Linked DNA regions of Homo sapiens: region 1 is linked to region 2. Evidence: chromatin loops called from intact Hi-C (ENCODE). Cell type or tissue: mammary epithelial cell. All regions are shown on one strand. Links, peaks and the distances in the headings refer to the core of each region. The heading gives the core; the rest is flanking DNA.

Region 1 (2,916 bases), core at 192-2,691, 160 kb before region 2:
ACGTAACATGTGTGGTGTATGCAATGTGTGGTATATGTGTAGTGTATGTAATGTGTGTATGTGTGTATATGTGGTGTGTGTGGTGCATATTGGGGTATGCGTGGCATGCAGTACGTGTTACATGTCTGATGTATGAGGTGTGTGTGGTACGTGTGTTATATGCAACATGTGTGGTGTAGGCAATGTGTGATTATGTGTGTGGCATGTGTGGTGTATGCAACGTGTGTGGTGTATGCAATGTGTGTGTATGTGATGTGTGTGGTATATATTTGGTGTGTGTGTGGTGTGTGGTGTATGTAATGTGTGGTGTATATGATGTGTGTGTATGTGGTGTGTGTGGTATACATTGGATGTGTGTGGTGTGTGGTGTATGTAATGTGTAGTGTATGCAATGTGTATGTATGTGGTGGGTTTGGTGTACATTGGGTGTATGTGTGGTGTTTGTGGTGTGTGTGGTGTGTGGTGCATGCAACGTGTGGTGTATGCAATGTCTGTGTATGTGGTGTGTGTGGTATATATAGGATGTGTGCATAGCATGTGTGGTGTATGTTACATGTGTGGTGTATGTGATGTGTGTGTATGTGGTGTGCATGGTGTACATTGGGTATGTGTGTGGTGTGTGGTGTATGTAACATGTGTGGTGTATGTGATGTGTGTGTATGGTATGTGGTATATATTGGGTGTGTGTGTGGTGTGTGGTGTATGTAACGTGTGGTGTATGCAATGTGTGTTTATATAGTGTGTGTGGTGTACATTGGGTGTGCATGTGGTGTGTGGTGTATGTAACATGTGTGATGTATGTGATGCATGTGTATGTGGTGTGTGGTATATATTGGGTGTGTGTGGTGTATGTAACGTGTGGTGTATGCGATGTGTGTGTATGTGACGGGTGTGTGGTGTATGTGAGTGGCTGCTCACACTCAGAAGCTATCTGCTGTCCCCTTCCTAAGGAGGGCAGTACACCAATTGCCCAGGGCAACTTTCTGGGTGCCCCCGCATCCTGCACTTTCCCTCAGCTGGGAAGCAAATGGCAGGAAGGGGAGGGGAGGTGGAAAGAACCTGGGAGACAAAGGGCCTCTGTTGCCCTTCCTCACTCAGGCACAGTCTGGGGAAGACTTTGGCCACAGCCCACACTACAAGGCTGTTTACCAAGCCTGCTGGAGCCTCTGAAGGGCAGCAGCCAGCTCACCCCCCATGCCCTGGATGGCAACAAGGCACAGGAGACCGCAGAGCATACAAACAGGGCAAGAGGAAACCATCTATCAATGACCAGGGACCAGAGGAAGCAAAGTTCTAACATCTCGCTCACGTTCTCCCAAGGCCCAGAGGTGAGTCTCCCTTTGCTGTGCTCAGCACTGGATCTGGGTTCCAGGGGAAGTTATGGATCATCTCAAGCCTCAACTCCATACTCTGATGACTTCCCCTCATGATAAGGTCAAGGGCTGTGCAAACGAAAGGGACAGACTTGTTGACAAGGATCTGATCAGAATGTATTACCATGGGAATCAAAACCAGGTCAGTTCAACAAACACTCTGTGAGTCTCTACTAAGCATCAGGCACTGGGTCAGGTGCTAGGTACTCAGGAACAAATAAGACAAGGTCGCTGCCCAAGAAAATTTCACAAGAAGATGGGTGCATAATCTCGAGATTAGTGTTAATGTGGAATAATGCCCAGGGTGCCTGGGGATTAACCCAGGAGTTTAAGAAAAGCTTCCTGGAGAGTATCATGTCTGAATTCATACCTGAAAGATGAGTAAGACCTGGCCTGATGATGACAGGTAAAGAGGAGAATCCCAGGAGGAGGCAGGATTGTAAATAAAGGCGTGGAAACCTAGAGCCCTAGAGCGTATGGGGAACTGCCAGCAACTTGATCTTATAGGAGCACAGTACGTGAGGTGGACAGATAAAGAGTCTGTGGAGTCAATAGATGGATCAGAGCATGGGGAGGAGTGTGCAGAGTTGCAATTTAGGGTATTGGTGAGACTGAATTGTGGCAGTTAAGAAGACCAACTGGAAGGCATAGGAGCTTTCTGGGTGACAAAGGTAGCAAACGTGCTCAGGTTCACCTGGATACAATGGAGCATTAGACTGCAAGAATTGATGCCTCAGTTTGGATGTTCCTGGAACAAGGGATCAAGTGCACAATTATCCCCACTGCCTTGGGGAAGAAACTCCGTGAGAGGCATGATGCATGACATCCTCTAAGCTATAATTGTACAGACTCCAGACACCTCAATTACTCACCCACAAAGACTGGTTCAACTACTGTGTGGGAGAGAACTGCCTGATCACAGGGTCTATTGCAAATTAGCCAACAGAGGCATCGTTCCCATTTAGAACAGGCAGAGAGGAAGGCTCACTTTAAGCCAAGGGGAAAGGCTGACATAGAGAGGGGATTAATGGTATCTCATAAACATAACAATATCTCCATGATGTGAGAAGGAGTCAAAGAACTCCTCAGTAAGGCGATTCCCCGTTGCCTAAAGCATCCCTCTGGAAAGCCTCAAATATTAATAGAATATTTCTCCTCTCTTTCTCTGTGAGTCCACTCTCCTCTCCATTTGAGATGCCTGAGTATTGGCCCTGATGCCTGAAGAGTGATACATACCACTAGCTGATGCAGGGACATTACTCTGAGCCCTTCTTTTCACCTGCTTTTTCTTTATGTTTCTGGAATGATTCTGGAATCCCCTGTAGCTTCTCTCTTAATCCCCCAGGAAATACTGACCTTATCTCTCAGTCTCTATTTTTACTATTTAGTCAAAAAGAGGCCAGCTTTTCTTCTTTTTTTTTCTTTTTCCAAATTTATTCCAGTGGAAAATGAACATGTAACAAGGGATAAGTGTTTATAGTCATGTAAACCAAGTCCATAGGACACAAGAAAAACGCCAGTGTTTGGTCATGTTGCTAAAGAA
Region 2 (2,916 bases), core at 291-2,790:
TGGTGCCATGAGAAATCAGAAATGATGAAGATACAGTATCTGTCCTCAACAAGTTCAGAAGCAGAAATAGGAGCTATAAGGAAATCATCCCTAATTCAAATCAGAAAGTGAGGTATGCCAACACAGTAGTGTAATCCTAATCTTTATTGTGTTAGAAAGTTCCTCAAGACGTAGATGGAAGTCCATACCCCAGGAGAATTACTCATAAAAATGAAATTTCCTGTTTTCAAAAATGACACATATGGTATAAAAGTGGAACCACACATGGTGATCTTACTACCCTGGGGGGTGCTATGTAAATGGGCCAGGGATGGTGTCTGGACATTTTCCTAAAATTGCTCCTATGTTCTTTATTTCTTCACAGGCAGATTAGGGCCTTTAGCCTAAAGCTTGCCAATACCAAATTCAGATTCTTACACAACCAATTGCTTTAAATATTAAAAATAAAATCCAAATATCTTTAATTTATATTTAAGTCTTAAAAATGCAAAATCTTTTTTAAAAATCAAAGTAAGCATATATTTAGCCATTTAGAACCTACCTACTTTGCGTACCTCACAAAACTACACCCAACATCTGCAGACCATAGAGGAGACAAGCCCTGCAGCTGCTAAAGACCCCAGACAGGTGCTGCCCTTCAAGGCTGTCAGAGCCCCCACCTTGCTGCTGCGCAACGTGATGTAGACAGGTGGTCCCTCTTTGGTTCCCCTCTCCCCTGGGTGAAGGCGTCACACCACTGTCTCTGGAAGGTCTCCTGCTGGAAGAAACTTCCCCCCTCACATAACCCTGTCCACGCACCACCCAAGAACACTTGTTGTGTATTTACTGCCTCTCACAGTCGTATTTCTTCCTTGATCGACCCTGAAATCCTTAAACTGGCCATAGAGAGCAACCACCATCTAATGGAATAAAGACTGGAATCATAGACTGAATGTGAGTCCCAGCTCCAACCATGTGCGTGCTCTGTGGCCTCAGGCTGGTTAAATATCCTTTGGAGCTTCATCTGTGAAGTGAAGATGCCCACCTCACAGCCTCGATGTGGCCAGGGCAGTGAACACCTGAGGAAGATCCAGAAAAGGAACTCAACAGGGCGTCAGTAAAGTGCAAGGGATCTTCCCCTGTGTCCCAGCAGAATTCCAGTGTTGGAGCTATGAAAAAATAATGTCTCAGGTCATGGCAAACATCTAGCCCTCCCAAATAATGGGAGGCTCCCAAGAGATTACAAGGGAAGTACCTTAATAGTTTAAGCAGTACCATGCTGGTGTCTGCCTGCTCCAGTTTTGCGCAGCTGCACATAAAGATGACCATCCACCAGTGGGCCTGAACCAGAGAGGCTCTCTTCCTCGTTTCCGAAGGGGAGTCTCCTACTCCCAAAACTGGTATCTGTTTTCTTGTGGTTTGAGTGAACCTGAGGTTCCTCAGGTGGCCAGTCAGCCGCCCTGGCTTCTGGTTCCCATTTCAACATCCCCAGCCTGGATGACTAAAGTTGTGGCATGCCTTCATCCAGTGTAGACTTGATTCTGGTATTCATCTTCCACTGACCACATCCGTCAGCCCATACGCCCATCTGTCTTAATTCTGGTAACCTGGACAACTGCTGTCTAGGTACTCCTCCCCATGGGCATTTTCCACACCATAGATCAAGCCCTTGCCAAATGGAACACAGTTTTTTTGGGTTTTTTGTTTGTTTTTGAGACGGAGTCTTGCTCTGTCGCCCAGGCTGGAGTGCAGTGGCGCGATCTCGGCTCACTGCAAGCTTTTGACCTTCTCCCCTGAGTCTACAAATGTCCAAGAGATATTTCTTCTATGATGGAAATATTATATGTCTGTGCTATCCAACATGGTAGCCACTATCAACACTGAGGACTTGAAATGTGACTAGAGCGACTGAGAGACTGAATTTGTAGTTCTATTTAAATAGTCCCATGCTACCAAATTGGACAACACAGCTATATATAATTTGTACATTCACATGCTCCTATGCTATTCTTTAACCATACTGGTTAGTTTTCCTTGCTCTCTCTCAACTACAGCTAAATTCCTCTCAAGTCTTAGAGCTTTTAGACTAGGAGCTTAACCAGTTTAATTTAAATAACACTTTTCCTCTTAGACCTGCATCTCCCTAGGTCATTAGCGCATCACTGGCTATAAGATGCAAGCCGTGAGTGAGCAGGTGCTTTGCACATGGAACATTCTGTATGTATAGCCCAGAAAGTCTGAGGAGCAGGGAGTCAGCCCTAAGGGAGCTTGTCTCAGACAATGGACATTGGATTTTGACGATGGCAATAGTGGTAGAGGTAGGGAAGAGAAGCCAGTTTCTAGATACAATTTGAAAGTAGAGTCAGTAGACTTTGAATTGGTTTGAATGCAGTAAATATAAGAGATGATGATATGGAGGAATGAAAAAGGACTCTGGAAGTTTGAACCTGCAAAAAAAAAAGCCAGTGCTACTAGAGTTTGGGCACTGGGGAGAAATAGCAAAATGGTTCCAAGTTGCTCTGTGCAGTTCCCAAGATCCTGAGCCCCACCCAGTGTTATGTCCCAAGTCTCCGAAGATGGCAGCTCCATAGAATGCTTTTTTCACAGTCCTGAGCACTTGCCCTGTTTGTTACAACCTGGAGGCTTTTACTCATGTCCATGACCCCCCACACACCCCACACTTCTATCTTCATTTTCATTCTATATTGTTCAAGGAGAGCTTCCCAAAAGATAATTGTCACTAGTCCTGACCTTCTCTAATTCTGCTTTCCATTGCTATGATTGTTATATTGTTACCTTCCTTATGTCACCTTTCTATTTAAAACCGTGTGATAAGCTGTAGAATATACATTATAGCATGTCATAGGTACAAAATAAGTCCCAAAGTCATTAGCATCCTCTGTGAACATTGCTAGATATCCAGTGAAGAACTAACAG

Evidence for each region. Peaks named below come from ENCODE experiments on the same cell type or tissue, not always from the same donor. Only the 100,000 strongest peaks of a DNase experiment are listed, where the experiment ranks them.
Region 1: it touches region 2 in a loop (3-fold over the local background); 5 of 110 quality-filtered maps call a loop at or near these places.

Annotation. Positions count from the first base shown.
Region 1 is chr15:98,001,946-98,004,861 of GRCh38, forward strand. LINC02251 (long intergenic non-protein coding RNA 2251) reads left to right here and starts at 1,093. Exons shown (of 2, transcript NR_146565.1): 1 at 1,093-1,328. The region is part of intron 1 of LOC105371009 (a long non-coding RNA gene); the gene reads right to left. RefSeq lists an enhancer at 2,122-2,623. In mammary epithelial cell, for the core only: no CTCF peak of the experiment used is centred there; DNase peaks (open chromatin) are centred at 1,076, 1,746 and 2,236; H3K27ac peaks cover 2,062 bases.
Region 2 is chr15:98,164,539-98,167,454 of GRCh38, forward strand. No RefSeq gene overlaps it. Among named protein-coding and RNA genes, the nearest start is that of LINC01582, 77 kb to the left of the region's middle. In mammary epithelial cell, for the core only: no CTCF peak of the experiment used is centred there; a DNase peak (open chromatin) is centred at 1,473; H3K27ac peaks cover 2,014 bases.